2 separate regions of the Homo sapiens genome follow, and region 1 is linked to region 2. Evidence: chromatin loops called from intact Hi-C (ENCODE). Cell type or tissue: sigmoid colon. All regions are shown on one strand. Links, peaks and the distances in the headings refer to the core of each region. The heading gives the core; the rest is flanking DNA.

The links. A loop is a pair of places that touch in the nucleus more often than their neighbours do. Peaks named below come from ENCODE experiments on the same cell type or tissue, not always from the same donor. Only the 100,000 strongest peaks of a DNase experiment are listed, where the experiment ranks them.
Region 1: it touches region 2 in a loop (2.7-fold over the local background); 1 of 110 quality-filtered maps calls a loop at or near these places.

What each region holds. Positions count from the first base shown.
Region 1 is chr4:111,687,042-111,692,176 of GRCh38, reverse strand. No RefSeq gene overlaps it. Among named protein-coding and RNA genes, the nearest start is that of LINC02945, 420 kb to the left of the region's middle. In sigmoid colon, for the core only: no CTCF peak of the experiment used is centred there; a DNase peak (open chromatin) is centred at 2,796.
Region 2 is chr4:111,776,752-111,781,886 of GRCh38, reverse strand. No RefSeq gene overlaps it. Among named protein-coding and RNA genes, the nearest start is that of LINC02945, 330 kb to the left of the region's middle. In sigmoid colon, for the core only: a CTCF peak has its summit at 3,126; no DNase peak of the experiment used is centred there.

The DNA.
Region 1 (5,135 bases), core at 572-4,571, 90 kb after region 2:
CACATATAGTCACTCACATGCTTAACATCCTTTTCTCTCATAATGCCCTTTCCTGGGCTAACTGCATGGATAGTCCTTTTTCATCCTTTAGCTGAAATGCCATCTGATGAGAGAAGTTTTTTGCCTAGTCACTCTCCCTGACACTACTCTATATCCTTCTTTATAGCCTTGTTTGAAACCTGTATTTATATAATGCATCTGGTTTGACACTGGACTAACAACTCCACTGAGAATAAAGAACTTGCCTGCCTTTTTTACCATTTGATATGGTTTGGCTCTATATCCCCACCCAAATCTCATCTTGTAGCTCCCATAATTCCCACATGTTGTGGGAGGGACCTGGTGGGAGATGATTGAATCATGGGGGTGTGTCTTTCCCGTGCTGTTCTCATGATAGTGAATGGGTCTCACGAGATCTTACAGTTTTAAAAATGGGCGTTTCTCTGCACAAGTTCTCTGTTTGCCTGCTGCCATCCACGTAAGACATGACTTGCTCCTCCTTGCCTTCCATCATGATTGTGAGTCCAGTGAAACCCCTTTCTTTTGTAAATTTCCCAGTCTGAGGTATGTCTTTATCAGCAGTGTGAAAATGGACTAATACACCATTATATGTCTAGTGACTGAATGTTGGGCATATGTTAGGTGCTGAATAATTATTGAGTGATAGAATACCTGTACATGTTTTGGGGGTTCTGGTGTTTCTAAAGGAAAACTACAGCACAGAGCATATCACGAATATATAAAAAGGAGGCCTCTTCAATTCATAAAGTATATGAAGAGACAGTAGGGCACAATGGCAAAACTTACCATCTGAGGAGCCAGAGTTTCTAGGGTGGAATCCTAACTCTGCTTCTTCCTTGTCATGTGGCCTTGAAACATCACTTTATCTTTCTCTGCCTCATTTTCTTCATATGCAGAATGGAAACCATAATTTTAATATTTCATAAAGTTTTTATAAAGGTTAAATAAATTAATATGCATAAAACACTCAAAATTCTACCTCATTTTTATTAAATATTAGTCTTATTTCACATTTAGCCACAGGCAAAAGTTCATGTGTTTTGTCCTGCGCACCTGTAAAATATCCCAACTTACAGAATAAAATAATAGAGAAAAATATAACTTGGCCAAGTTTGGTATCTTAAAGTTAAAGAATTTCTTTCAGTTGACAATACAGTAGTCTTTTTGGTAAACTTTGTTGTCAATGTTAATGTTGTTTATAAGTAACCAGTTTTACAGGGTTTCATCCTCATCCTTCTAACTGCCTGCCCCAAGGGAAGATGCAGGTCTGATATCTGTGATAAAAGAGAGAGAAGGAGAAATCTCAGACTGGCCAGGCCAATCAGGAGTCCTTAAGCCAAAGATGCCCGTTGAAAGAGTCCTGAATTTCACCGGAAAGTCCACTTTTGTGCCTCCACTATTCTTAGTCATTTGCTAGAAGTAGCCTGTAGGAAGTGTGGCCTCCATGGAAACACAGCGGGTGGATCCAGGGGCAGACACAGCAGTGGAGGCTCTCCATCCACTGCGTTCCACACTGCAGGAGATCTGAGTGGTGCATTTTCATGACTGCCACACTAACAAAATACACATCTCTGACTTCTTCCCCTCATAACCACAGTCAAATTATTTCGGCTGAGTGCGGCAGAAGGTGGCTAAGGCTTGGGAATGATTGCAAAACTTAGTGCTATGCCAAAATCTGGAAGGTGAGGGTATGCACAGGGCTTTATCTCCCTGTAAGCTGCACGTGGTGACTTGAGGTAGCACAAAGGCTTGAGAGAGCACCAGAACACTGATGATTTTAAGCAGAGCATTGCCTATGTGATCTTTGAAATGCTTGTGGAAGGCTTGTCCCTGTACTCATGGAAGGTCCTGCTAGGACCTGGGAGACACTACTGCCTATGAATGAAGAGTAGAGAATATGCACTAATTAGCTGATATTCTTCTTATCCAGGGACTGGGAGGGGGCTAATTGTCTTCAGTTTTTTTTTTTTTCTTCCTTCTTGGTGTTTTAGCATAAAACTGATGGCATGCAAATCATCAAACTTCTGGCTAATGGAGGTCAAGACAGCAACAAGTCCCATTAATAATATATTTATTGTGCCCTAAAGTACTGTAGCAGCTTATTCTTAGCTTCCCTGGTGGACATTCTCATGAACAGACAGCTCTTAGAGAAGGCTATGTCAGGTGATTCTGCAGTGAAGGGGAGATAGAAACTTTTGGATTCCTTCTGTGCTATATAAAAGATGAAGGAAACTTGATAGTGACTCAGATCTGCTCTGTCTAACCACAGCCATTTAAACTTTACTGTAAGATTCCAAACAGAAAACGCAATTCACCTAGAAGTGCACTTTATGGGTGCTCAGCATGCAGAGAAAGAATAAGAAAAATCTTTAGAAGAAAACCAGGAAGGCCTTATTTTCTCTGTGGTAACAACATGCAGTGCCAGAAAACAGGTAGAGATAGATAATTTTGACAGCAACAACAGAAAAAAAATAAGAGAATCTATGAAGATTTGAATGCAGCATTAAAAAAGACCAGGAATTAGAGTTAAAAATTTGTTTTTAAATTGTAAATTTCAGTAGATACATTCAGTGATGATTAATCACTCTTGAGCTTCCTTTCTTAAATGATTAGGTTTTGCCATTGAGTCCTTTGAAGTTTTAGCCATTGATTTATGGCTGCTGCATTTCCTGAGTTTTTTTCATGTTTAAAAATATCTGTCTGTTGCCTTTTTACTTGGATAACTTCTTGGCTGGGCATTATATTCTTGCATCACATTTGTCAACATTGTGCAACTGTTTTCTGGCACTGCCTAGTTCTGTGGAGTAGCCTGAGATGTGCTTGATTTTTCCATCCATGTAGGTGAACTGCTTTATCTAGATGCCTGAGTAATCCTTTATCCTTGAAGTTTTATGGCTAACCTAGGACTGAACATTCTGCTTCAGTTTTTTCAATATGCTCTTTAATTGCAAATTCAGTTTTTTATTTCAAGTAACTTTGTGCAAAGAACATTACAGAGATATGATGTATTTGTTGGGATTTCTATTCCATCTCATTCCATCTCATTTTGATCTATCTTTTATGTATATTTTCTTCTCTTTAGTTTCTTTAAGATTTTGGTCTTCCCCATCTGCATTTATGTTGAACATCTTAAACCTTTTATTTATGCCCATTAACTTTTGAGCAACATCTATTTTGGTTATTTCTTATTAATTCTACAACAAACTTTTGTCTTCAGTTTGTTTTTTTTTTCAATATTAAATATCTCTCTCCAGCCTATTCAGTGTTTTAATATCTCAAATCTGAGAACCTATTTGACTTATTTCATATTTTTACTATGTACTTTATAGTATAAAGAAGTTGTGAGTAATAATCTTCTGTTCTTTGATTTACATTTTTTTCCAGGTTGGGTTATCTTTGAATGATCTTGATCTTTTCCTTGTACTAACGAGAAGTGAAAAACATTGCTGGAGGGAAACTGGAAAGTAAACCATAAGGAGCTAACTCTCTCAGATTAAAATGAAGGCTCTGGGGCTACATATTTACTTAAAGAAATGTTATGAGACCTCTATTAGTCCGTTTGAGCTTCTGTAACAAAACACCCTAGACTGGGTAATTCATAAACAACAGAAATTTACTGCTTACAGTTTTGGAGGCTGGGAAGTTTAAGATCAAGATATCAGCACATTTGGTATCTAGAGAGGGTCTACTCTCTGCTCCAAAGATGGAGCTATGCATATTATTGACAGGATTTTTAAAAGGCTAATGAAATTAACCAGAAAATTGTGAATAGACATATAATATATTTTAAACTAATAAAATGAGAACTGAATAAATGAAAGAACAAAATTTCTATTGAGTAGAAAACAATATCATAATTACCTCCATAATTAACATAGACATAAATGCAATTGAATTAGAATCAGGATGGTTATTTTGTTTGGAATTGGCCAAAATAATATCGAATTTACAGATAGGATTAGATATATGAAATTAGCTAAAAGTTATTTAAAAATTGATAGGGAACTTATTTTAAAGGAATTAAAATATAACAAAGCTAGTATGATTGTTCTAGTATAGTATTGGAATAAAATCAGATGAACAAAAATTTGATATCTTATATATAAAAACTTATAATAAATGTATTTTTTGAATTCAGTGGTTTATTCAATCAGTTTAATTATGGTGTATTTAATAGTACCTATACAACTGGTTCTCCATGTGGAAGAAAATAAAATGGAGGACCTATGTGATATTATACACAAAAATAAATTCCTAATGGATTAAAGTATTTATGTAAAAATTAAACAAGAAACAAAGTGAATATTTATCTTATCCAGGTGCTTTAAAGACTTAAAACAGGTAATCTGAAATTAATGAAAAAAATTTGCATTCATACTTCTTTGAATTTATGGAAAAATATAACCTCAAAAGATGTTCTATAAAATGAAAAATAACTTCTGAATTCATGATGGATAAAGATTTAATGTCTAGATTTTCAAAAGCTCTTCAACTTGAAAATTAACAAATTCGTAACTATACTAAAATGGGCAAAAATGTTATTTTGTTGTTAGTTGACGGGCAAATCCAGATGGCTAACGAATGTATGAAAATATGTCCAGCTTCATCACTCTTCACAGAATTTTATTTTGAATTCTTCTAATGAGGTTTCTTATGATATCCATAATTTCCAACATTGCCCATAAAATATCTAGAAACAAAGACTATTGTTTTCTATCAATAGTATGATACACTGATAGAAAAAAAAAAACCCAAACACTGGGTTTGAGTTTTTTTAGACAAATTCTCCACATTGATTAATTTGCTATAGTTTTATTCAAACTTTTAGGACATAGATCGTGTATTTCTAGTGAAGCTCTTCATGCCACATCAAAACTCCTATCAGGACTGGAGTGACCAGTCCTTTGTGGTAAAAACAATTTTTTTCTTATTTTGTTGCATTTTGTTGTTGGTATTTTTCTTATAAAATTTGATTTACCTGTTCATTCTCTTCTTCATGAGTTTTGCTTCACTTTTTTACCTAAAGCAGTAATCCTAAGAAATAATTCAAGAGCGTATGGAAGAGGACAGAAGGATGCAGAATAAGAGGAACTTGCTCTTTGGGTCTGTCACTG
Region 2 (5,135 bases), core at 748-4,747:
TGGATCTGATAACCTAGATAACTGCTAAATGACTCATGGACAGGTAGCATCTATAGCCTGGATATACTGGAAAAAGGGATGATTCATATCCCAGGCACGACGGAGTGGGAAGACACAAGCTTCATTAGGTCACTCAGAACGGTGCGCAATTTAAAACTTAGGCATTGTTTGTTTCTGGAATTTCTCATTTAGTATTTTTGGACTGATGTTGACAGGTAATTGAAACCATGGGCAATTAAAACTGCAGAAGGCAAAGCTGAAGATAGATGGGAACTAGAGTATTTACATGGTTGTTACCATCACCTCTATTTCTAAAACTTAGTGGTTACCTCAAAAAGAAACTCTGTACCCATTAAACAATGACCCTCACTTTCTTTCCCACAGACCTCAGTAACCTTTATCCTACTTTCTGTGTCTATGAGTTTATTTATTCTCGGTACCTCATTAAGTAGAATCACAATATTTGCCCTTTTGTGTGTGCTTATTTCACTTGCATAATGTTTCTAAGGTTCATCTGTATCATAGCATGTGTCAGATTTCATTTTTTTAAGGCTGATAATATTTTATTGTATGTTTATGCCACACTTAGTTTATGCACACATCTGTTGATGGACATTTGGTTTGTTTTCACCTTAGGCTATTGTGAATCATGCTGCTATGAACATTGGTGTAAAAGTTTCTGTATGAGTCCTTGCTTTCAGTTCTTTTGGGTATATTCCTAGGAGTGGAATTGCTAAATCTTTTTTTTTTCTTTTTTTTTGGTAATTCTATATTTGACTTTTTGAAGAATCACTAAACTGTTTTCCACAGCAGCTTCACTATTTTAAATTCCGCAATTCACCAGTAATGCACGAGGGTTCCAATTTCTCCACTTCCTCACCAACACTTTTGATTTTGGGTGTGAAGTGGTTTCTCATTGTGTGTGTGTGTGTTTTTTTTTTGTTTTTGTTTTTGAGACAGTCTCATGCTTTTTCCCAGGCTGGAGTGCAGTGGCATGATCTTGGCTCACTGCAACTTCCGCTTTCATGTTCAAGCAATTCTCCTGCTTCAGCCTCCTGAGTAGCTGGGATTACAGATGCCTGTCACCATGCCCAGCTACTTTTTTTGTGTGTTTTTAGTAGAGACAGGGTCACCATGTTGGTCAGGCTGGGCTCAAACTCCTGACCTCAAGTGATCCACCTGCCTCAGCCCCCCAAAGTGCTGGGATTACAGATGTGAGCCACTGTGCCCAGCCTCATTGTGGTTTTGATTTGCAATTCGTAATGACTGGTGATGTTGCCTATGAAGAATTTAAGTGTTTTCAACAAACTATAATAAACTTTCCAAGTTCCATACTGATATTCACCTGTTACAGCTTCACAAATCATTGAAAATAAAAACTTATTTCTTAAAACTTCCATCAGAGCAGAAAGGGCGTTACTATATGGGAGGCAACACAATGTGGCATAAAAAATATGATTTATAAATAAGCAGAAACTGTATTCAAAATCTGCTCCCTCACTAGTAAGCAGTAAGATTTTGGGCAAATTGCCCTAAATTGGGAAGCATTTACGGCTTATGGGATATTATGAGGCTTACACTGAGCTATGCATCTATATTTGTTCGCTACTGCATCTCCAGCACATATAATAGTGCCTGAGGTATAGTAGGTGCTTAATAAGTATTTGCTAAATTAATGAATAATGCTTATAATATTACTCAAATAATTATAGCTATTCTTATTACTAGATAAGCAGAGACATTAGCCCTTCTATTTAAACAAATTTAAATGGCAGATCTCAATTTGTACATTTTTAAATAATTTAAAATTATGAACATAAGCATAATATACTTGTGTTTACATATATTTACACATACTATCAAAATATATTTGCGATAAGTATATAGCTCATAAAAATTTGAAATTTACAGTACAATATTAAATTTCAAAACTTTTCACATAGACAAATTCTGAATAGCCAGAAAAACCCAAAAAAACAAAAAAAAACAACTGTATAGTTTACTTCAATTGGCCAGGTGCGGTGGCTCACAAAGTGCTGTAATTCCAGTACTTTGGGAAGCCGAGGCAGGCAGATCACTTGAAGTCAGGAGTTCTTGACCAGCCTGGCCAACATGGTGAAACCCCATTTTCACTAAAAATACAAAAAGTAGCCAGGCGTAGTGGCGGGCGCCTGTAATCCCAGCTACTCAGGAGGCTGAGGCAGAAGAATCACCTGAACCCGGGAGGCAGAGGTTGCAGTGAGCCAAAATGGCGTCACTGCACTCCAGCCTGGACAGCAGAGCGAGACTCTGTCTCAAAACAAAACAAAAAAACACCCCAACACTATACAGCTTACTTCCATTCATACTGCTTTGATTGTAAAATGATTTAGGATATTTCCTAAGTGGGAATTCAATTGTCCAGTAATCTAGGCAATGTATTCCCCAGTAAGAGTCACTATAAATGTTTTGGGCATTTCTAACTGAAAAAATTAGGGCATTACCATCTCAGTATGTGCTGTTTATTGAGTTGTTTAAATTTCTGCACATGTAATATGTGGAGACAAGCTAGATCCCTGTCTTTCCCCTTGATTTTTCAGGTATTTTTTAGCCGTCTGTTTGTGTTGTGCCTCTGCTTGATTTTTGCAATTCCTACTTGTTTAAAGCCTCTTAGAGAGCAAGCAGGATGTCTTTGCACGGTATCATGAAAAAAGAGGTAAACTGACCAGTATACTTCAGATAATTCAACTTCCTTGTGCTATTTTTTGTTTGTTTAAACAAGGTAAAACAGAAACACAGTTACACACTCATTTCTTTTTTAGACAGGTCAAACAATTAGCTGTCATGCAGTTATTTTACTCAGCCTTAGGAAAATCACCTTTAAAAGTCCCTGCTTAAACAACAACAAAAAATCTCTTGGTAGGTTCCCTGATGTGGAATTATTAGCAGAATAATCTTTCATCTCAAATTAGATGGATTCCAAATGGCACCTTTTAATGAAATGCTGATTTCTTCAAAGGGATGATCTCTTCTTGGGAAATTTTCACACTCACTGCCTGACAAGGGTTTTTATTTTTGTTCTAATTTTATTTGGAAAATTACCACTGTCAGCATGTTCTCCTCTCTGCCTCTCTAGATGGCAGCATTTGCCTTGTGGACTCTCTTCCCTTCTTTGCTTTTCTGGACCACCTTCTTCATGGAGGCGCTGCCCATAGGGAATAAAATGCTGACTGATGACTACCAGACTAACTAAATCAATGACTGCATGGCTTGTTGGTTAAAGTTGATGCTATTATTGTGTGGATCCTATTTATCTCTCTTCAGCAAAAAATTTGCACTTCACCAAAATCAATTAATGGAACTTAAAGATAAGGGAAGCAGTCCAACTGAGCAAATCCCAACTCTGAGAGCTTTACCCTCCCAGACCCCCATCACCAATATGTTCACATGGGGCACTGGGATTCTTCTATCTTAGAAAAATCTTACTGAGATTTTTACCAACCTGGCTGAAATCCCAAAGCTCAAGAAACATTAAAAAAAAAACAACTTTGTTTTCTAGCCAAAGTCATTTGTGAAAACCCATATCTACTTGATACCTGGAAATAGAAATAAAAAATCCCCACCTTTTGAGGTTTGCGCATCCCTAGATAGATTAGTGGCAGGAAATGTGGTTACAGAGTGTAGGATTTAGAAGGAGCTGAAATATGCTCCCATCAGGGCCACTTTCCACAGGCGTCTGACCTGAGCTGCTACACAAGACTCTGCACTCAGCTCTAGTGCTTGGTTTAATGCTCTGTTATAACTGTCTTGAAATTCTTAATAACTTTTGAATAAGAGGCTCCTATTTTTATTTAGCTCTGGGTCCCACAAATTAGCCATTCTTGCTACATTTTTACTAAGGGTAAGTATCTCAAATAGACAATACCAACATAAAGAATAACAGATCATTCCTTTTCAGTCAATGAAATGTGAAGTAGATCAAACGTATGATAATGTATGATAAGGTATAATAGAAAACACTTTTACAGGTTTCTTGAATATTTAAATTACAATTTTCCAAAATTAGCAGCAGAATTTTCTAAATTAATGGCAATTGAGAAAAAAATGATTTTTAAACTGATTTTTCAGCACATTTGCTACTGTGGTTCCAACTGGAATGCAGAAATCCAGTAGCACACATAAAAGAAGGAAGATGGAACTGAATGTATTTCATTTATGTTCTTCTGAATAAAGCATCTTGTAAACTGTTATTATGGCTGGAAAAATGCCGTAAGGATATGCTGCTACTGGAAAAACAGACAACAGACAATCAGTTTTTAACTGAGAGAGAGAGAGAGAGAGAGAGAGAGAGAGAGAGAGAGTGAAAGAGATGACATAAATCAGGATGCTGAGACTATTTTTTTCCATAAGCTTTTAAATAAAAAAACCCCACGAATTTATGGCTATGCTGGAAAAAATAAATTTCGTACTCATTTTCGTCTTGAAGTAGTAATGTAAGACAGAACATGTACTAACATTACCGCCTGAACAAAATAGTTGTCTAAACCATTTAAGAAACCTAAGGTTAGAGTTGCCAATTTAAATTTATGGCTGCATGAATTCAGCTTACTTCACTGACATCTAATTAAACATATCTTTTAATAGTGGTTGACTTTTTGGATGTTAAATAAGTAAAGAGCATGCGAGCAATCCAATAACCCCCATCAATCAAGGGAGAACGCAAAGAATGTCCAGCCTCCTGTTTATCCCATCACTACCTTCCTAGATGCTGGGGCGTAGTCAGAATGGTCCTAGAAAGTTCAGTGGTGATCTCTAGCACAAGAACTTCATGACAATCAGAAGAGAGGAAGGAAAGAATGAAGGCAGGACAGAAGAAAGGAGGGAAGGAAAGATGGAAGGAAGGAAAGGTAAAAGGAAATTTTCTGTATGTACATAAACTGTGGAATTAGGAGTAAGGAAGAATTAGATTTACAGTGTTATAGAAAAGGCTTTTAAATCTTACTCTTGATTTCTAGAGCTGCACATGGTCTCCTTCAAACTTGCAGACTATGTGTTTAAATATAGTGGGAAGTTCCATACATAGAAAGATTGCTAAGTGTGGGGGGCTGGGGAGGTTTAAGACTCACACAGTCCTCCTCTGGTCTTAAACCTAGAGA